2 separate regions of the Homo sapiens genome follow, and region 2 is linked to region 1. Evidence: read pairs that join two places in POLR2A ChIA-PET (ENCODE). Cell type or tissue: HepG2. All regions are shown on one strand. Each heading gives the region's core, and the rest is flanking DNA. Links, peaks and the distances in the headings are about the cores only.

Region 1 (10,896 bases), core at 2,897-10,896:
TCTTTTTCTTCTCCTCCTGTTCACCCGCCCTTACTCTTGTGGCGCCCTATGGATATGCGCTCCATAGCAAATGATTCTTTATATCTTACGGTATTCTAGTGAGCTGGCACATGTGGCTTCTGGTTTCCTCTCTCTGGAACTAGACATGACCTCTGTGGGAGGGAGGATTAAATGCACCCTACAGTCTGAGGCTGCATGATGACATCACTCATCACAATGATGCTTTCTATGTCTGAATCCTATTCCTTTATAACCCCTTTCAAGCTCGTTCAGAGAGTATTTCACACAATCCATGTGCTCATCTTAAAAGCCAAGGACCCAGAGGAGTCTCAGCATTGCCAAAAAGTCCCTTCACCCAGCCTGGCCAGAGGCAGTGCCTGGTCCATGTGTATGGACTATGGCACTTCAATTGCATGGAAATACTCTTGGAATGAACAAAATACCAATCCATGAAAAAGCATTATTGAAGTCTAAGTTATTTTTTGAATCATATTTTGTTAATCAACAAATTGAAAAATACTCATTATATGGAGAGGTCCAGATAAAGCCTCAATTTTAAAAAATGAGGAAAAGTGTGCCTGGTAGGGGACTGGGGAGAGCTTGAGAAAGTTGGAAACGTTGCCTTAGAAGCCTGTTTTTTCTCCTTTTAGAAGCTACATAGTGTCTCACTTTCCAAGATCATTCTACAAGATGTCAGTGCACTGAAACATGCAGGGGCGTGTTGAGTGCCAAGGCCATGGAATCTGTCAGCAACCTCACCCTTCCTTGTTCCTCCACCTCATTCCAGGCCTAAGATCCCGTCCATCGCCACTGGGATGGTGGGGGCCCTCCTCTTGCTGCTGGTGGTGGCCCTGGGGATCGGCCTCTTCATGCGAAGGCGCCACATCGTTCGGAAGCGCACGCTGCGGAGGCTGCTGCAGGAGAGGGAGGTGAGTGCCAGTCCTGGGTGGGCTCAGGAGCCCTCGCACCCCGACAGGAACAAGGGCCAGCCCCGAGAACGGGCCATTAGCAGTTGTGTATGTTAGATACATAATTGTATTATGATGCAGAAAGAATCTCTGAATGTGCAGTTATACCCAGTTGGTGACATGTTGGTACATCCATCCGAGGAAATGGCAATGTTTCTAGGCTGCACCCTTCAATGTCCACAAAGCTGTGTGGCATCTGCTTAGGACCCGGTGCCTGTGTGTGCATAGGAGGGAGGCCAGGAAGCCTGGCTGTTGATCCCATGCTGGCACTGTGGCGAAGGCGAGAGATTCCTGCTTTGGAAAACACCATTGTCCACACAGTGGCTTTGTCCATGATGGACTTCGCCACAGCCCAGTCCTGTGCTGGAAGCCATGTTCTCTGGAAAGAGCAACCCAGCGGCTCATAAGCATAAGCGCGTGTGATGTGCCCCAACCAAACGACCGCCATGCACAACTTCCCTACCGGAGTTTTCAATCCAGTTAATAGGCGTGGAAACAGACATAGAAATTGTGTTTGTTGAAAGGTAGCTGTTCAGTTAAAGAACACCTGTATCAGAGCCTGTGTTTCTACCAACTTCTGTCAAGCTCTGTAGAGAAGGCGTACATTTGTCCTTCCAAATGAGCTGGCAAGTGCCGTGTCCTGGCACCCAAGCCCATGCCGTGGCTGCTGGTCCCCCTGCTGGGCCATGTCTGGCACTGCTTTCCAGCATGGTGAGGGCTGAGGTGACCCTTGTCTCTGTGTTCTTGTCCCCCCCAGCTTGTGGAGCCTCTTACACCCAGTGGAGAAGCTCCCAACCAAGCTCTCTTGAGGATCTTGAAGGAAACTGAATTCAAAAAGATCAAAGTGCTGGGCTCCGGTGCGTTCGGCACGGTGTATAAGGTAAGGTCCCTGGCACAGGCCTCTGGGCTGGGCCGCAGGGCCTCTCATGGTCTGGTGGGGAGCCCAGAGTCCTTGCAAGCTGTATATTTCCATCATCTACTTTACTCTTTGTTTCACTGAGTGTTTGGGAAACTCCAGTGTTTTTCCCAAGTTATTGAGAGGAAATCTTTTATAACCACAGTAATCAGTGGTCCTGTGAGACCAATTCACAGACCAAAGGCATTTTTATGAAAGGGGCCATTGACCTTGCCATGGGGTGCAGCACAGGGCGGGAGGAGGGCCGCCTCTCACCGCACGGCATCAGAATGCAGCCCAGCTGAAATGGGCTCATCTTCGTTTGCTTCTTCTAGATCCTCTTTGCATGAAATCTGATTTCAGTTAGGCCTAGACGCAGCATCATTAAATTCTGGATGAAATGATCCACACGGACTTTATAACAGGCTTTACAAGCTTGAGATTCTTTTATCTAAATAATCAGTGTGATTCGTGGAGCCCAACAGCTGCAGGGCTGCGGGGGCGTCACAGCCCCCAGCAATATCAGCCTTAGGTGCGGCTCCACAGCCCCAGTGTCCCTCACCTTCGGGGTGCATCGCTGGTAACATCCACCCAGATCACTGGGCAGCATGTGGCACCATCTCACAATTGCCAGTTAACGTCTTCCTTCTCTCTCTGTCATAGGGACTCTGGATCCCAGAAGGTGAGAAAGTTAAAATTCCCGTCGCTATCAAGGAATTAAGAGAAGCAACATCTCCGAAAGCCAACAAGGAAATCCTCGATGTGAGTTTCTGCTTTGCTGTGTGGGGGTCCATGGCTCTGAACCTCAGGCCCACCTTTTCTCATGTCTGGCAGCTGCTCTGCTCTAGACCCTGCTCATCTCCACATCCTAAATGTTCACTTTCTATGTCTTTCCCTTTCTAGCTCTAGTGGGTATAACTCCCTCCCCTTAGAGACAGCACTGGCCTCTCCCATGCTGGTATCCACCCCAAAAGGCTGGAAACAGGCAATTACTGGCATCTACCCAGCACTAGTTTCTTGACACGCATGATGAGTGAGTGCTCTTGGTGAGCCTGGAGCATGGGTATTGTTTTTGGTATTTTTTGGATGAAGAAATGGAGGCATAAAGAAATTGGCTGACCCTTATATGGCTGGGATAGGGTTTAAGCCCCTTGTTATTTCTGACTCTGAAACTTGCATTCAATTCACTCCACCAAGTTATCTCATCTTTGAAATGGCTTTTTTTAAAGGTGCCTAGAATATGATGGCGTGCAGTCTATAAACTGTTGCCCACCTTCTGTACTTTCTCTCAGAATAATTCACATTCTTCTCCAGTGTCTGTTGATTGTTACTTTGTGGAATAAGTTCTTGGAAAATTCCACAAGATTATTGTTATCTTCTTACTACCAATTCTATTGAACTTTCTCCACCTTCTCTGGGCCTTCCCCAGCCAGTGGTGGGAAGATGCTGGCTGGAGTCTGACAGAGCCTCTTCTACACTGGCCTGGGCTTGCTGTGAGTTGGTGGAAACCTTTGCTCTTGTCCCAACACAGAGCAAGTGAAAGAGGAGGTCAAGGGGCTCAGGCAGCGGACTAGGGAAGCAGAATCGAGGAAAAGGAAAAATGGCTGACTTATTACCTCAAAACTCTAGAGAATTTAGTTGATCTTACAGCCAAGAAGGACAAAAGCCAGAGAGTAATATCCTCCGCCTCATGTCTAACCCACAGAATACATAGCAAGTAAAGAGAACATGGGCCTTTATAAAAATGTCTTAAGATACAATTTTTTAATTGGAGGAAATCTACAGTTTAATTTTCTCTGGGCAGCTTTTCTTCCTTTTATTATAGTAGGGGAAATCCCATGTTGATATACTTCTAAATGAAAGATGATGAATTGATATAATACAATAAAAAATCTGTAAAATTGATGATATACTTATCAAGAAAAATTAGCTTTCATTTTAACGGTTTACAAATTGAGTCAAGTCCTAGTAACAAAATGTTAAGTCTATTAACATAACCACAAGAAATACAGGAAGACGGGCAATCTGTGAAGCCTTTCACTTACAATCTCTGGCCCCTCACCTGTGCTGTGTAGGAAAATCTTTGTGCACAATTTGCTTCCTTAATTCATTTTTTATTCATTCAACACATTCTAATAAATTATACAAAATCATGTTGAAATGTGAATTTCAGTGGTATTTATAAATGCAGTGTGAGGAGGGTTTGGATGTATTCTAAGACAATAGTTGTGCTTTGGGAAGGAAGCAGTGTTCACTGAAAAGTGCCCCCAGGACCTTTTAATTGGAGGAAATATGCTTCTGTGGAGTTGGAAATGGGGTAGAAGATAGATAAGGTCAAGGCTTAAAAGTTAAGTGCACCCAACATCTGAAGCGTCCATGGGCCTGGCATGGTGGCTTTCGCCTGTAATCCCAGCACTTTGGGAGGCTGAGGCAGGAGGATCCCTTGAGCTTAGGAGTTTGAGACCAGCCTGGGCAACATACTGAGACCCAGTCTCTACAAAAAATAAAAAATTAGCTGGGTGTGGTGTCTCATGCCTGTAGTCCCAGCCACTCAGGAGATGGGAAGATGGCTTGAGTCCAGGAGATCTAGGCTGCAGTGAGCTAAAATCTCACCACTGCACTCCAGCCTGGGTGACAAAGCAAGACCCTGCTCAAAAAAATAGTTAGATATAAATATTAATATAGATACCTATATATATCTGAATATAGATATCTATATATACTCTGTATATAGTTATTTAGATATATAAATATATATGATATATATTTAGAGAGATATATATTTAGAGAGATATATATTTAGAGATTTATATATATTTTATATATATTTAGAGATATATATCTCTAAATATATATCTCTCTCTAAATATATATATATCTCTCTCTAAATATATATATATCCCTAAATATATTAAATAAATAAAAGAAATAAAAGAAAGCTCAGTTTGGCCTCCTGCTTGTCCTGTCTCCTCATCCCCTCTTCCCCCTCCATCATTTTATTTCCTTGCCCCATGTTTCTTCACTGCGGCCATGTCCCCCCTCCTCTCCAATGATGGATGTCATGTCTGCTGCAGTCAGAGGGCGACAAGCCTGGAGTGTTCCCTGAAGCCTGTGGTTTGTGGTTTGTCCTGCAGCTCAGGCTGCCCAGGCCTCACCAGCAATCCTGGCGGGCAGGGCACCACACTGGGATGGAGAGGGGGAAGCTGGAGGAGGCACTTTCTGGTAAAGAAAGCAAAAGCCAGCAGTGCCCAGGCCAATTTCAACAGGGAGTTAAATAGCACCTTAATCCTGTGGCAGGACAGCTCATGGGGCCATGTGTGCTCTTAGAAAGACTCACATGCACGCATGCACGGCAGCAATGACTCCATACTCACGTTCCCCTGCAGACACCAGGCCCCCACAGCCGGCACACACACTGCAGCCCCAGTTCCATGTTGCTAGCAGTGGCTTAGTGAATGAGTAAAGTTCTTAAAATGCAGGGGACACCTGCCCTTCATTCATAAGGCTGGACGTACACCTCTCCTTAAGGAGTTCAAGAGCTAGTGGAATCCCAATTCATACGGTAGAGCCATTCACAGATGAGAGAGACAAGCCAGAAGGAAGGAACCAAAAGTCATGTCAGCAGTTAGGACAAAATAACAGGCTTTCAAGGTCACAAAGCCTCAGGGACACTCCTGCGGTGGGACTGGGCTAGGAGCCATGGGGGCTCCAACTGTGCGCTCTGCCTGCCAGCCTGTGGGTGCTGGGGCTCCACGAAGATTGTTGTGGAATACCAAGCATGCTTGCTGTAGGTCACGGTGCACGTTTACTACTTCCAAGACAAACAGCCGAGAACAAAGCTCGCTTTAGCTTCTGCGTACACCGAACGGGACACACGACTGAACAGCGTTCCCATTGTGCCTGCTGGGTGGGGAGGAAGTGATGGCCCAGTGGGTCTATCAGATGTTAGTAGGATGGGGCCTGGCGGGGCTCCAGGCTCTGTGTGGCCGACACCCACGCCCCCCGCTCTGCTCCCCATTCCCAGCCCCAGGTCAGCCCTGCGAGGCCCTGCAGCAGATGGGCTGCTCAAACTGCTCTGGTTTGCAGATTTTTCTTCCCTCTCAAATGAATACAATATGTTTTCAAGTCTCAACCAGATCTTGAGAAAATAGGAAGAGCCAGAGGGTTTCTTTGGTGTTATGGTTGTACAGCTTCCCAGACTCCGGGGGAGAGATGTGATTTGTGCTTTCTGGCAATCCCATGGCGTATTAAATTTTCATAGGCTTTCCAGTTTAAATTTAGGGTAGGCAATGGAAGGGAACGCAAAACAGATTTCTAGGTGTACTGTGTGTGTGTCTCCCACGTCTAAAGTCTGTTAACTGGAGCACCCAACAGGCCCCACAGGCTGCCTTCACACAGAGGACCTGGGGCGCCTCCGACCCATTGGGGTGAGCAGTGGGCCATGGAGGGAGCCAGGGTCAGGAGACCTGGTTGTGGGCCTGACCTGACCCTGCTCAGGGTGGCCTCAGGTGGGCCGTTCACCTCGTCAGCCTCAGCTTACCCTCTGACTACAGTGACCTCAGACAAAATACGCTTCCTGGCCCTGTCCAGTTCTGACTTTTTATAAACAAGCACTTATCCAAGTTAAAGGGATATTTTCAATATCTACTGAGTCCACAGATATTAAATATCTCCTCTCTTCTTTAAAATTGTGGCATTATCTTTAGAATATAAAAGGAAAATAACACACACTCTCCTTGAAAATAGAGAGCCTAAACACTCTGCAGGAAATATTTAAAGCTATAGTTTTTGTTTGTTTGTCTTGAATGCAAGTGGCCTGGACTTTGACTTGCTTTGAGTCTTTGACCTTCATGACTTCAGTACAGTTCAACCCTGACAGTTTTGAAGTAGGTATGTGCCTAGATCTGCCCTAGTCCCTGCTGGAATGTTGAAGAAGCAAAGGTCCAGGCCCTCAGAGCACTTGCCACGTACTTGCCAACAGATACGGGGCGGAGACTTGAGTCAACGTAAGAGCAAGTGTGTGCCGGGTGATCCGACACTGCAGAGCGCCAGCTAGACCCTAAGCGTGTGCTAGGGGCTGACCAAGCCGTTCTTTCCTCAAAAACTTGGTGGGGAGGGTATTTTTAAAATCACACAAATATTTAAGTACAGATTATGATGACTGCCTCAAAGCAGTGGCTCTTCAGCTTCATCAAGCTTCAGAGTCCAGAGGGTTTGTTCATATGGAAGGCTAGGCCTGTCTCCTGCATTTCACCCTCTTGGCCTGGGGGCGGGACCCAAGAATGTGTGGCTCTAAAAGGTTCCCAGGCAATGCTGAGGCTGCTTTCTGAAGGAAAAACTGCAAGATACCAGGAGAGTTTCATTTAGATTGAAGAGTCGAGGAAGGCTCCTCTGAGAAAGAGTCTGCTAAGGAAGGAGGAGGTGGGTTCTGGGGACAGAGGTTCTCCCGTGGGTAAGGGTGGAGGGAAGCTCTCCTGGGGAGAAGGTGGGCAGGAGGACCAGAGGCTGGAGGGAGGAGGGCAGTCAGCCTCGGGGCTTCCCAGGAACAGGGACGGCCAGGGCAGGGTTTAGGGCAAGGAAAGCGTGTGAGCATATTTGTATTTTAGTAAATATTTACAGTTTGCCCTCCATGTCTGCAGTTTCATATCCATGGATTCAATCAACCACAATGAAAAACGTTGGGGAAAAAAATTGCATCGGTACTGAACATATACGGACTTTTTTTCTTGTCATTATTCCCTAAACAATACAGCATAACAATTATTCACATAGCATTTGCACTGTATTAGGTACTATAGGTAATCAGGAGATGCTGTAGATGGGAGGATGTCTGTAGGTTACACACAAATGCTGTGCCACTTTATATCAGGGGCTTGAGCATCCTCACATTTTGATATTTAAGGGAGGTCCTGGAACCAATTCCCCAGATACTGAGGGTCCACTGTCTGTGTCCCCTCGCCCCACCTTGCCTTTGTCTCCTGTCTCCTATCTCCACCCTGCCTCCCGCCAGCCTGTTGCTCCTGACCTGCCCGGGCACCCTGGAGCAGCACCCTATCTCAGAGCCTGGCTCAGTGTGTTCACTTCTGCAGAGAAACTAACTTGCCCAAGTCCACACTCAAAACATAGGCATTGCTGAGATGTGAAAAGCAGCTGTGGATGCTTTCTGCTACAGTCTGTGTGTTCTTTTCCATATCTGAATAAAAGGTCACCACCATTTGTATTTTAAAGAGAAAGAGAATTTATGGGTGGAAATTGGGGATTCCCTCATTCTCAGTCAGACAGAAAAGAGGGCCCCATTGTGTGCCTGATTGCAAATAAATTTAGCTTCCTCAGCCCAAGAATAGCAGAAGGGTTAAAATAAAGTCTGTATTTATGGCTCTGTCAAAGGAAGGCCCCTGCCTTGGCAGCCAGCCGGAATTAGCAGGGCAGCAGATGCCTGACTCAGTGCAGCATGGATTTCCCATAGGGAGCCTGGGGGCACAGCACAGAGAGACCACTTCTCTTTAGAAATGGGTCCCGGGCAGCCAGGCAGCCTTTAGTCACTGTAGATTGAATGCTCTGTCCATTTCAAAACCTGGGACTGGTCTATTGAAAGAGCTTATCCAGCTACTCTTTGCAGAGGTGCTGTGGGCAGGGTCCCCAGCCCAAATGCCCACCCATTTCCCAGAGCACAGTCAGGGCCAAGCCTGGCCTGTGGGGAAGGGAGGCCTTTCTCCCTGCTGGCTCGGTGCTCCCCGGATGCCTTCTCCATCGCTTGTCCTCTGCAGCACCCACAGCCAGCGTTCCTGATGTGCAGGGTCAGTCATTACCCAGGGTGTTCCGGACCCCACACAGATTCCTACAGGCCCTCATGATATTTTAAAACACAGCATCCTCAACCTTGAGGCGGAGGTCTTCATAACAAAGATACTATCAGTTCCCAAACTCAGAGATCAGGTGACTCCGACTCCTCCTTTATCCAATGTGCTCCTCATGGCCACTGTTGCCTGGGCCTCTCTGTCATGGGGAATCCCCAGATGCACCCAGGAGGGGCCCTCTCCCACTGCATCTGTCACTTCACAGCCCTGCGTAAACGTCCCTGTGCTAGGTCTTTTGCAGGCACAGCTTTTCCTCCATGAGTACGTATTTTGAAACTCAAGATCGCATTCATGCGTCTTCACCTGGAAGGGGTCCATGTGCCCCTCCTTCTGGCCACCATGCGAAGCCACACTGACGTGCCTCTCCCTCCCTCCAGGAAGCCTACGTGATGGCCAGCGTGGACAACCCCCACGTGTGCCGCCTGCTGGGCATCTGCCTCACCTCCACCGTGCAGCTCATCACGCAGCTCATGCCCTTCGGCTGCCTCCTGGACTATGTCCGGGAACACAAAGACAATATTGGCTCCCAGTACCTGCTCAACTGGTGTGTGCAGATCGCAAAGGTAATCAGGGAAGGGAGATACGGGGAGGGGAGATAAGGAGCCAGGATCCTCACATGCGGTCTGCGCTCCTGGGATAGCAAGAGTTTGCCATGGGGATATGTGTGTGCGTGCATGCAGCACACACACATTCCTTTATTTTGGATTCAATCAAGTTGATCTTCTTGTGCACAAATCAGTGCCTGTCCCATCTGCATGTGGAAACTCTCATCAATCAGCTACCTTTGAAGAATTTTCTCTTTATTGAGTGCTCAGTGTGGTCTGATGTCTCTGTTCTTATTTCTCTGGAATTCTTTGTGAATACTGTGGTGATTTGTAGTGGAGAAGGAATATTGCTTCCCCCATTCAGGACTTGATAACAAGGTAAGCAAGCCAGGCCAAGGCCAGGAGGACCCAGGTGATAGTGGTGGAGTGGAGCAGGTGCCTTGCAGGAGGCCCAGTGAGGAGGTGCAAGGAGCTGACAGAGGGCGCAGCTGCTGCTGCTATGTGGCTGGGGCCTTGGCTAAGTGTCCCCCTTTCCACAGGCTCGCTCCAGAGCCAGGGCGGGGCTGAGAGAGCAGAGTGGTCAGGTAGCCCTGCCTGGGTGCTGGAGACAGGCACAGAACAACAAGCCAGGTATTTCACAGCTGGTGCGGACCCAGAAAGACTTCTGCTTTTGCCCCAAACCCCTCCCATCTCCATCCCAGTCTTGCATCAGTTATTTGCACTCAACTTGCTAAGTCCTATTTTTTTCTAACAATGGGTATACATTTCATCCCATTGACTTTAAAGGATTTGCAGGCAGGCCCTGTCTCTGAGAATACGCCGTTGCCCGTCATCTCTCTCCGACAGCAGGGCAGGGGGTCCAGAGATGTGCCAGGGACCAGAGGGAGGGAGCAGACACCCACCCGGCCTGGGCAGGTCCTCCTCATTGCTTGCATCCGCCTGGTTAGCAGTGGCAGTCAGTCCTGCCGAGTCATTCGTGAGGCGCTCACCCAACTCCAGGCAGATGTAAAAGGTGACCTACAAGAAGACAAACAAAAACATCTGGAGCGCTCTTATGCCAGCATCTGCCCTTGACACCACCAGGCAGGCTGTTGCTGGGAGCCGTGGTGCTTGGGTAAGCTCCTTCCCATGGCAGAGCTCCTGGGACGCATTGTAGAAGCAGGGACCACCTCCCAGGATAACCAGATAGCAGCACACCCTGCACAGCCCCTTTTACTCCAGCATCATCGGGCATTGATATCTCAGCTGCAGCCACAGGCGGCCCCCAGCACCCCAGGAAGTGGGGAGCGCTCATGCTTCTCTGAGCACAAAAATCACTGAATATTTTTGCCATTCTCATGGTCATAACCCGGGCCACAGAGTAGAACACTCCTATCACTGTTGTTAGACAGTGGTCCTGGGAGAGGGTCTTGTGTGCCTCGGATGCCAGGGCCTCTTTTTATTGGGAGGTGCTTGTTATTTCTGTGTGTGGCTGCATTTGTTTCCCAAGACTGCCACAACAAATCATCACCAACTTGGTAGCTCAACATAGCACAGCTTTATTCCCTCCTGGCTCTGGAGGCCAGGTGTCTAAAAGGCCATGCTCCCACAATGGTTCTGAGGAGGATCCTTCCTGCCTCTCTGGCTTCTGG
Region 2 (10,896 bases), core at 1,001-9,000, 88 kb before region 1:
CACTACACTGTCAGCTGGTATCTCAACCAGCCATTACAGGCTGTAAAAAAATTATATAAGATAGTCTATGGTAATGCAGAAAAGTGAGGTTATTTTGCTCCCTTTCCCTTTGAAGAAAAAAGCCCTGGAAAGACATATCACTTGAGTATGGGAAAAAATGAAGCTGTGGCTTTTCTGTGAGTCAATTCTTTCCTGGCAGCTTCTTGGAATAAGACCAAGTATAGCAGCAGAGTTTTCTGTTTTAATTTGAGCTGCAGGGTGACTTTTTTTCTTCTATGCTTTCATCTCTCTGTGGCTTCTTTTGCCTCGTTAATTTCATGCCCTGCCCAGGCGGGCTACTGTGCTGCCCAGTCACCCGGGTCTGGGGCGGCCACCGCTGGCCAGCAGGCAGGCCCTCCAGAGGCAGAGGTGGCCACGCTTAGGTCGCTCCCGCTGTGGAGGCGGCACACTTGGGTGGCAGCACAGCTGTGATGTGGCGGCAGCTGGCAGCCCCATGGGAAAGATGTGTGAAGTGTGGGGTTTGACGACCCATGGGAGAACAGACTTTCTTCCTCTTCTTGTTTTCCCTTCAAAGCCGTGAGTCAACCTCAAATTCTCTGTCTTTTTTCTCCACCCCCTCGTGCCTCTCTCCCTCACGCTCTGCATCTCTCATTGCAAGCTTGCATTTTTTTGCACACAACACTATCTTAATATTTCTCTTTTCTGCAGGCAGGAAATGAGAAGTCATTTTTCAGGGTCATTCAGGAAGTCATCCAGAGTTATAATGGCCCATTATCTACTGGTCAGAGTTTACTTAGGCTTTCACTACTTCCACTGCCCACTTGAAACAGGGAAAAATATTTTCCCCCCGCGCTGTGAGTGTGCTATTTAGAGCTGACCACAAGCGGGGGGAAGAGAGGATGGCTCGGATGCTGCATTTCCACTGAGAACACAAGGCTGGCAAAGCTTGTCTGCTGCCCAGCAAGCACTTCAGGCTCACACCATTTTAGGTTCACTTTAAGTAGTTTCTCAATTGTTAAAAAAAAAACAAAAAAAAAAAAACCTGTACTCTGAGGATATGCTTATAATCCCATAGCTAACCCAGAATTTCTTAGAGAACTGATCAACATCAGCAGTGGCACTTACTGAAAATGCACATTCTCAGGCCCTGCGTAGGGCCTACTGAGTTAGAATATTAGAGAGCAGGTCTCAGAAACATTCTATCCGGCAGTCTTATTCTATGCACCCGAAGGGATAAGAGCCATGCTTTCATGAAACATGGGTTGTGTGTAAAATGTTTAAAAGGTATGGCAAAATGTGTTTGATTGGCACCAAGGATTTCTGGTTCCTCCTAGAATCATTAATCAAACTTTGAAGGAGAAATAAGAGAGTCGGCATTTTCTTGCACATTCTTTGTGATGTTGTGATGAGTTGGAAACTTCCCGATTGGGTTTATTAGAGCATGAACACCCAGGCACCCAGCTTCTAGCCAGCCCTGTCAGGCAGAGTCTCCTCGAAGATGTGGAAAGGACTGACCAACAGCTGAGGCCTACAGGAACCTGAGCAGGCAAGGGGAGAGGCACCCCGGAACCAGGAGCAATGGCCTTCCCACCCTCCCTCGTCCTCTCCTCTTCTCCTTTTGGAGTTGCAGGCCACAGAAAGGAAGTGACATGAGTCACTTTGGGCCTTCTTAATTCCTTCATCAAAGGCAGCACAGGTGTGTATGTGTGTTGGTGGCTAATTGAGGTAGGCCCACAGAGGAGATAACAGATGGACATACTATTTCCTTTCTTCCATTCTGATATAATTCAGGGTATAAACACACACACACACACACACACACATTCTCACTTCTTTGGCATCTACCACACCTGCCCCAGTGCCCATTTCTCTCCCACCTGAATAAAAAGCCCCCACAAAGCCTGAGGTACATGGAAAGGAGCAGTGGTCTGGCTCCCAGGAGTGTGAGAAGCAGCCATGTTTTCAGAGGCTGTATTCCACTTGGACTTGGCCCTACGCTGAAGGTAGGAGCGGATGGGGGAGGCCCCCTTCGCACAAAGAGCCCCATGAAAGAGTGCACAGTCCAGTCTATAAAACAGACGCAGAAAATGTGTGTAGGACTTCTTCCTGAAAAAGAGCGTGGTGCGTCCAGTACCTCCATGTTCATGGAACTTCCCAGTCTGCAGTTTACCCTTTTGTGCAACTCCCTTTTGGTAAAGCCCTGGTCACACTTCTGGTTGTTCAGATTATACAGGGATAATTCCAGAGTGATTTTAAAGTCAACTGCCAGGCATCCGCACTTGCAAATTAGATGCCTGGCACATGCTTGTGTTAAGGTAATAATTCATTACAATACAAATTACAGGGGAGTTCCTCTGGGCATGCGACCTTTCCCGTCATTTGGCTTTCCCTGTGATTATCAGGGGAGCTTCCATCGTGCTGCTAATGGGACCTTAACCATGTGTCAACCCATGGCTGTAATGCTGACACTGTTTTCTTTCTGGAATGAAAGGCCTTCGCAATTGAAACCAAAATGTTATCCAACTCAGTCCTGTCCCTTTGACGATGAAAACATCAAGTTCTGGAGACTGGCCATCCAGCCTCCCTGCCTCATCTCCCACGCCCTCCATCATTTTTTGTCTCTACTTACTTATTTATTTGGCTGTATTTTACGTACATCATGCAAAAATATTCCTCTTTGTAAAAAGTATAATGATTTCAGGAAATTAGAGGGTAAAAAGCAAGAACCATGCTTTCACTCCACTGTCAAGAGTTGTGGAAGAATCCTTCCAGCATTTTTTCTGTGTATTTTACATACATACAAATATATGTACAAATAAAGGTCGATCATTTAGGTTTTGTTTATATTTTTGTATATATGAGCTTATGTCATTCATACATATTGTTTTGCCTCTTGCTTTTTTTTAACTTAATTTTACTTTGCTTGAGAGCTTTTTGAACTGAAGTACGTGTAAGTCAGCCTATGCATGTAATGGCTCCCTCATCTTCTGTGAGGCTGTCACTAAAAAGGGGATTTAGCTTGTTCTGGGCTTTGCAGCCCGTACACTGGGCACTGTTCATACGTACTTCTCTGTGCACGCAAAGGAGGGCTTGCTAGGGAGGCCTGGCAGAGGGTGCCATTCAAATAGGATTTTCAATGGAGGAATTTTTAAATTTTCAGTTATTTGAATAAGTTTTAATATATATCCAGAACCCCAAATCATCAAGTTTGTTTTCTTCCACATCTGTCCTTCCATTTCTGAACTATTTTAAGGCCAGTCATGTCTCATCCAAGAAATCCCATCCTTTCACACAACACTATCTCCGTTTCATGGTTATGAATCTCTAAAAGCATGATTTTTAAAACATAATCACAATGCTGTCATCGAACTTAAAAATTAGCCATAAATCTCTTATGTTACCCAACAACCAGCCTACTGACACATCTCCAGTTGTCTCAAAAATGTGTTTTCCATTGTGGTTTGTCTGAAACATGATCCAAAAGTCAGACCCACCTCTCACCTTTCCCTAACCTGCCGGAGCCCATGTTTCTTTCCAGCCAGGCTTGGAGACCACCACACGGGATTTGCTTCTTGGGGCCTCCCTCTAACCAGCTATGCAGGATGCCCTCTTTCCTGTCAATACAAGCTGCTCAAAGGACTCATTCAGTTCAAATTCACCTATGTGAGCCTAGGTGATGCTACTTATTTATTTATTTATTTATTTATTTATTTATTTATTTATTTATTTTGAGATGGAGTCTCACTCTGTTGCCCAGGCTGGAGTTCAGTGGCATAATCTGGGCTCACTGCAAGCTCTGCCTCCCGGGTTCAAGTGATTCTCCTGCCTCAGCCTCCTCAGTAGCTGAGATTACAGGCACGTGCCACCACGCCCAGCTAATTTTTATAGTTTTAGTAGAGACAGGGTTTCACCATGTTGGTCAGGTTGGTCTCAAACTCCTGACCTCGTGATCCACCCACCTCGGCTTCCCAAAGTGCTTCATGTTTTCAGGAGCTGTACGTGCATTTTTAGTTTTGATGACCAGGTCCTTTTTCTGTTTTTTAAAGAACTTCAAATGATCTCCAGGGTACACAGCGCTTGTGTGCTGATGAAAAAGCTGGCAGTACAAAGGCCACCAGCCAAGGTCACACAGCCAAAAAGCCCCTGACCTCGGGCCCCTTCCCAGACCCTGGGTCTTTTGCTGCCACATGAATCTTCTTCAAGGTCCTATGTGTAGATTTTCTTGACTTGGCCATATTATTTAGGATTCAGATATAATAACAAAATAGATGTTAAAGCATAACATGAAGGCATTTAAAAGGGTAGAAAGCACATGATTTACTAAAACCATAAATCTTATGACCTGAAAGTTTCACCTAATCTCTTAAAAAATACCGTACTAAACCCTGATTGAAAATCAGAGCTCAGACATACAGCCTGAGATGCCAAAAAATGGCCAGGCTTGTCTGTTGAGAAAGCCATATGTAACTAACTGTTTGGAAATTCAAAATATATCTTATCATTTTAAAAACATCTTTCTTCTAAAGACAATCATCTTGGCTTCAGGAATGAGGCTAGTAAAAAGTGAAATACTCCTACTTGTGGAAGAAATCCTCATTTTAACCATGAAGAACTGAAAAATGCATTCTGATGTTGATGGACCCAACCTATATTTGGGTATTTTATGATGTACACAATATACTTTTGTATATGAGATTGTTATTAAATGTGACTTTGCTTTTTCAAGACATACAATGTTCCTCCGGGGGTCAGGCACTGTGTTTAGCACTTTGTCCTGACCTCATCTGACTTCTCAGCTGTCCCTGAGAGGTACCAGTGTGCAAGATCGCTGAGTTGGCAAGTGATAGTGACAATATTTTCACCCCAATTTCTAATTTAAAGACCCCGATTTCTAGTTTTGTTTTGTATTGGATTTGCACAATTTCACGTTCTGAAAGAGGATGCCCTCAACTTTGCAAAATGGGCCTTTTGAATGAAAAGGATCAGTCATGTCAGGAAAAGCGCTACAATGATGAAATATGATAAATAAGTCAGTCTTTCATCTGTAATTATCTACTATGGGGTAAAAAGTGATGAAAACTACCATCTTGAAAGGTTCTGGTGATAGTGGTTCCTAATGCAGTGAAAGATGTGTAAGTCAAAGATTTGTAACCAGCCAGGGAATGAGAGGCGAAGCCATAGCTGGTGGCGGGGGCCACATCTGGGTGTGGGGAGGCCACAGTTGGGTTGGGGGTGGGGCCTGCAGTTATCCACACCCCTCCCACCTCCCTTCGACAGTACAGGCTTCCTGGTTACCTTCCAGAGAGTAAGGCCAGGGAGAGTTGAATAAGTTGAGAAATGTCATGTCGAAGCTATTGGTGGAAAGAGTTCCATTAATTGACAATACAAGTCCCTACTACATTCTAAAATCTGGTCCTGACTAGTGGCAAGCCGGGCCCAGGAGTAGCACTTAAACAATGGCAGGCTTGTGTTGCTGGCAGGATACTTCAGCCTCAGAGGAGCTGTGTGCAGCTGGGGAGACTCACACTCAGAGGATTTCAAAGCAGAGGGCATCTCGTAGAGCAACTTATCCAAACCCTGACCCACTGTAAACACACACACACACACACACACACACACACACACACACACACACCCTGAGAGAGAGAAAGAGAGAGAGATAACTAAAGAGAGAGAACTAAAGTTTGGCAAAATAATACATGCTCTAATGAAGGTTTATTAATGATTAATCTACTCCTAGCATTTCCTAGTCCACTCTATCTCCTTAAAAAAAAATTCTGGTTGCAGCCCACTAACTTGATTGTACAGCTGCTTAATGGATAGCAGGCTGTAATTTTCAGAGAACTGTTTAATGCGGGCTACCTCTGTTCTTCCATGCTGCTTGTGGTTCCTGCTCTGCTCAGGACAGAATGGGGAGGAAAACAGGCTCTGCGGCACAATATTGGCAAGTGAAATTTTGTAAACCGGCCCTCCCTTCCTTTTGCATTTGGTCTGAAAATTCAATTAGATGCTGAGTCCTACAATGTATTTGAGAAGCCCAGGAGTGCCCTAGAGGATGAGACTGGGTGGCTCCCTGTCAGGTTGAACATTTGCCTTAATTACTTTGGCAAGATTTGCATCAGTGGTATTAGTCCCTGCCTCACTTGGAGGCCTGCACTTAAGTGGCCACATTCAGGCTCCAATTTCCTGGTGATTTCATAGTGTAGGGCACTTGCAATCAAAACTAGGCTTAAAGCCCAACCCTCTTACATTTTACCCACCCCCACAAATGCAGCAAATAAAATGACTCTGATTTTCATTCCCTAGACCTCTTTTCTATATTTATTACATTATTGTTAAGACAGTTTTTGAAGAAAGCTGTTTTATTTAACAAAATAGCTTTATGGAATCAACTTCATATATCTTCTCCGCCAGATCAAAACAAGCTCGTAGTATTAGATGTCACCGAGCACCATGACAGGCAGATGAACATCATCCCTGTGCCCGGCTAATGATAGCTCGGCCTGCCCCGGCGTCAGCCGCTCCTGGCAGGGCCAGCGGGCGGTGTGGGACCGGCACCGTATCTCCAGCAATTCGCAGATAACAAATATGGTTCTGATGATGTTACTAAAGATCTGTCCCTTTCAAGATTGGATTAGACATTAGGAATTTGGAGGGCTTTTTATTGCTAGCATTTTTAAGAATAACCAATTAGAGTATTGATTCTAAAGTCTGAAAGCCACATGGACAGAGTTCATGTAATTGGCTACTTTATGTGCCTCTTCCTAGATTGCCCTGCATTTTCAAAACAAGAGCCTTTCTATTTTAATCAAAAGAATCCAGAATGAAATGAGGCTTTGAAAACTCAGCCTATGTTTGTCTTGATTTCCTTAACTGACATCTAGAAGAAAATATGAGCTCAGGGGTCCGCTGGGTTCCTTCCAGCGCCTAAGCCTGTAAGCTCTTCCTGCTGGAACCAAGCTTTAAATGCACTTGTCAGTCATGTCCCATGAGAATAGATACTGCCTTCCATGTTTTTTTGTTCTGATTTCCGTGTTTGAAATGATGAAAATCATTTTTCTGTGCTTTTTAAAAATGGAATTGCTTTTGTGTTGGGAATTGTGCTGTTCATTTTTACTCTACCTCGTTTTGGAATCACTAATGTGGCCAATTTATAGCCAAAAATCAGTATCGTAGAGTGAGCAATGAATGGCATGGTGACTGTGTGAGCGAATTCATGCCCTCCCTCCCCACCGCTCGCCCCGCGTCTCAGTCCTCAGTGATGGTAAACAGAATGAGGACCTTCTCCCGACCGTGATGCGCCTCAGCCCTACTTCCCTTGTCCTTTCCTATCATAAAATCTTCTTTCATAGAAATGGTCATTTCTGTTCATATCTGTGGACTGTAAATAACAAGGAAGTCATTTTTGAGGTGAAAACTGCACTTAGACTCATTCCAATTTTGATGGAAACTTTTAGCTGGTGGATGGCATTTTGTTTTGTCTTAGTTTTGCAAGGAGTTATCTTAATTTAGGGAGATGAAACTAGTCTGTGATCCGAGGTCTCACTTCCATACATTTCTCTCGGGCAGTGTGGCTGCCTGAATCATGCCTGGATGCCACAGGTGCTTAGCCAGCTGGTCCTGTCGTAACTGTCACTGGTAGCTCAGGGAGTGCAGAGGTGCCAGCAGACACTATGAAATTGGCCTCGTAAAGCATCAGTTATGTTGTGATGGTGGCAAAGCTGCAGGCGAGATGGGAAGTGCAGCCACTGAGAACTCACAGTAGAGCGTGTGTAACGTAAAAAGATGAAACCCATTGTACACAGCTGTGTACTGCCTCCTTGAAGTCAAATTTCCCCCATTACCAAGGAAAAGTTTTTTCTGAAGGGGGCTGCTTGACAGGATGACATCTGGTGATATCATTTATTCCTTTGGAAATCAATCTGTGGAAGTGAGTTTCCACTGACTGATGAGGAGAAAAATGAATTGGCTTCACCCAGCATCCAGCTTCTTATCCTGGGAGAGATAGCTCTTGGTCTGTCATCCACGCAGCTGCCTGGTGCAAGAGCCAAGTTTGTGCAGCCTGCAGAGCACTCTTCCTGAGCTGTGGGCTGCCAGGTCGGGGGGCAGGGGGGGCCTCACTGTGCAGCCTCCTGCCACCCACTGATCATCTGGGGAGACTGGCCTATCCTGTCAGGAGACGCAGTTGCCCAGACGTTTTCAAGGGCCTAAGATGTAGGCAGTTGATCCACAGATTTTTGGAGAGTCCTTGAGTTGGAGATTACAGGTGACCTCAGAGGAGGGAGTGAGAACATCTGGGTCATGGGTTTCTACTAGGAGTCCACAGTGAAAACAAGAAGAGGAATTTACGACAAGACAGTCCAGCAACTTCCTTTCTAACTTCTCCTTTCACATATGCTGGATACTCCAAGACTTTGCATTTACATGGACATCACAGATCCACTTTGAGAGAAGTAGGGTAAAAAGAAATAAATACATAGTGCTTTAGGTGTATTTCTATACATCTTAATTGATATGGGATTACATTTTCACTTGTGTTTACTGTACAGACTCTAGACAGATCCTGCTCTTTTGCAGGTAAAACAAATATTTCTTAAAACCTAGAAAGACCCAAAACAATTTAACAGAAACATTTTGGACCATTTTGGACCTTGGCAGTTAGGCCCCAGTGCAGCAGCGGCAACCATAAACCTCTCCATAGGTGCTGAACCCAGGTGATCCCTGGCACCGGCAGCCTTATGTCAGGGCTCTCTTATCGCTGGTTTTTATTTCTCCTAATAAAAGTGATTAAAAGATTCATCTTTTAAAGAAAGCAAGGACACAGAGGTGGATTCTCCCTGACGCTAGCACAGCTCATGCCCAAGCCACTCCTGCAGGGCTCTGGTCTAAGTGCAAAAGCTGGAAAAGCTGCAGGTCCCGCAAGACACAGAGCAACCCTGCAAGCCAGGTCACCTTCCCTCTTCTCTGCTGTCCGACTGGCCCTCCACCATGTGACATTCAAAAGCTCAAGTTACTTAACCTCTCAAAACTCAGCATCCTTTTCTGTACAGTGGGGAAGATACTGGACTGTTGTGAGGATTAAGTGAGGAGAGTGGCCCAATGAGGTTGACAGTTATTACTGTCATTGTCATTATTTGCCTTCTCACAGGCAGGCGTGCCACAGTCATTTTACTGAAGCTGCTTCAGTGGGTCCTGAATTAGGCCCTGTCCTTTGGGAGAGACAGTCCTGGTTCAACACACAGCTCCCTGCCCAGGGCAGCTTGGGAGTGTGGGCCAGTTTCGCCTTTAGAACCACAATTCTCTGATATGTGCAATGAGAGAATTAATTATAGACTCAAAGGATTGCATGCAGACACACACAGATACAAACACATACACACAACACACAGAGTTACACACAGACATGCTCACAATACACAGAAATACACACAGACACACGCACACAGCACACAGAGATACACACAGACACACACACACACACACACAGACATACGCACAGATGGGCACACACAGAGACACACTCACAGAGACACACAGATACACACAGGCACACACACAGAGAGACATACACACAGCCCACAGGGATACACACAGACACACAGAGACATACCTACAACACACAGAGATACACACAGTCACACACAGAGAGACATACATACAATACACAGAGATACACACAGAGACACAGATACAGACACAGACAGACATACACACAGACACGGGCACACACAGAGACACACAGACACACACAGGCACACACGTGCAGATAAGGTAATATTAGCTAGTTCAGGAGGAGAAAGAGATAAAGATAAAGTAATATTAGCTAGTTCAGGAGGAGTGAAAGAAGCCTTGTTTTTCTCCACTTTTTATAGAAGAGAAAGTGAAGATTCGATTTGAGGTGAGTTCAGCACAAAAGCGTATCCCAGGCCCTCTGGCTCCAACTGCAGCCCTTTCTACCTCATTCCCAGACCCCACCTAAGCCTTTTCTCTTCAAAATCTTCTCAGGCACACTGATACACATACCTCAGATTTTTAATTCTCCGGTTGTGTTCACCAGGTGCTTGGTCATGATTAAGAATTCCGTGATGTGTACCCCATGTGTTTAAATTTGCTGCTGAGTTAACTTTGTGGCGGCCTGTGGACTAGACCTCTGCACATGCAATGCAGAACGGCAGGGCCAGATTTGAAATCCTGCTATCTTTTCGGCTGCCTTGTAAAAATAACATCAGGCGATGGGGATACGATGCCAGAGGTCACCTGTGATAAGTTCTGTTTATGGCCATTTTACTTCTAGGAAGACAGGAAGTGTCAGGATCTCAGGGATCTAGGAAGCCAAAATGTTTTTCCACTCTGAAATAAAGTGACTGACCAGGAGTTCCCGGCCACGCAGCCCTGTGGGAACTGCCGCACGGCCACTTTTATGAAGTGGACACGTGTTGGTCCCACTGAAAAGAAACTCCCCACCCATGGCTCCCTCACGCTGCAGCAGAGGCCCTGCCACAGCACCTGTCAGCCCCTGCCAGCTTGCAGGGGCGCAGGCGCAGAGCGGTTTGTGCCCTTGCTGGAGCCAGGGAAGGGCACAGGGTCCCTCCTGGAGTCATGGGAGGTGCAGCCGAGGTTCTATATTAAAATACAGAGGCTAGCACATGTGCTTGGGGAATGCAGCTACAGTAGTGGAATGAAAGTGCTGTCCGTTCCTTACCCCCCCAGCTCCTCACCTGTCCTCCACACGCATATCCCTGGCTCCCTTTCCCTAGTAAGGAGACTGAATTGAAATTGTGGCTTGCCCGAGGCTGCATACCTGTGCTCTTTCTGAAGCCCAAGTCACTGGCTCTAGAATTCTAACCTGTGAGGAAGCCACTGAGGATGTTTGTCAAAATACATATTTCTGTGCCT

Evidence for each region. ChIA-PET counts read pairs that join two places held together with the same protein. Peaks named below come from ENCODE experiments on the same cell type or tissue, not always from the same donor. Only the 100,000 strongest peaks of a DNase experiment are listed, where the experiment ranks them.
Region 2: POLR2A ChIA-PET joins it to region 1 with 10 read pairs; 3 of 35 experiments call an interaction of 5 or more read pairs at or near these places.

Annotation. Positions count from the first base shown.
Region 1 is chr7:55,172,196-55,183,091 of GRCh38, forward strand. EGFR (epidermal growth factor receptor) reads left to right here. Exons shown (of 28, transcript NM_005228.5): 17 at 788-929; 18 at 1,726-1,848; 19 at 2,527-2,625; 20 at 9,098-9,283. EGFR-AS1 (EGFR antisense RNA 1) reads right to left here. Exons shown (of 2, transcript NR_047551.1): 2 at 7,555-10,282. Among named protein-coding and RNA genes, the nearest start is that of EGFR-AS1, 11 kb to the right of the region's middle. RefSeq lists enhancers at 9,005-9,624, 9,625-10,244. In HepG2, for the core only: no CTCF peak of the experiment used is centred there; DNase peaks (open chromatin) are centred at 5,726 and 6,786; H3K4me3 peaks cover 3,227 bases.
Region 2 is chr7:55,086,257-55,097,152 of GRCh38, forward strand. All of the region lies in intron 1 of EGFR (epidermal growth factor receptor), which reads left to right. Among named protein-coding and RNA genes, the nearest start is that of EGFR, 73 kb to the left of the region's middle. In HepG2, for the core only: no CTCF peak of the experiment used is centred there; DNase peaks (open chromatin) are centred at 4,065 and 5,485.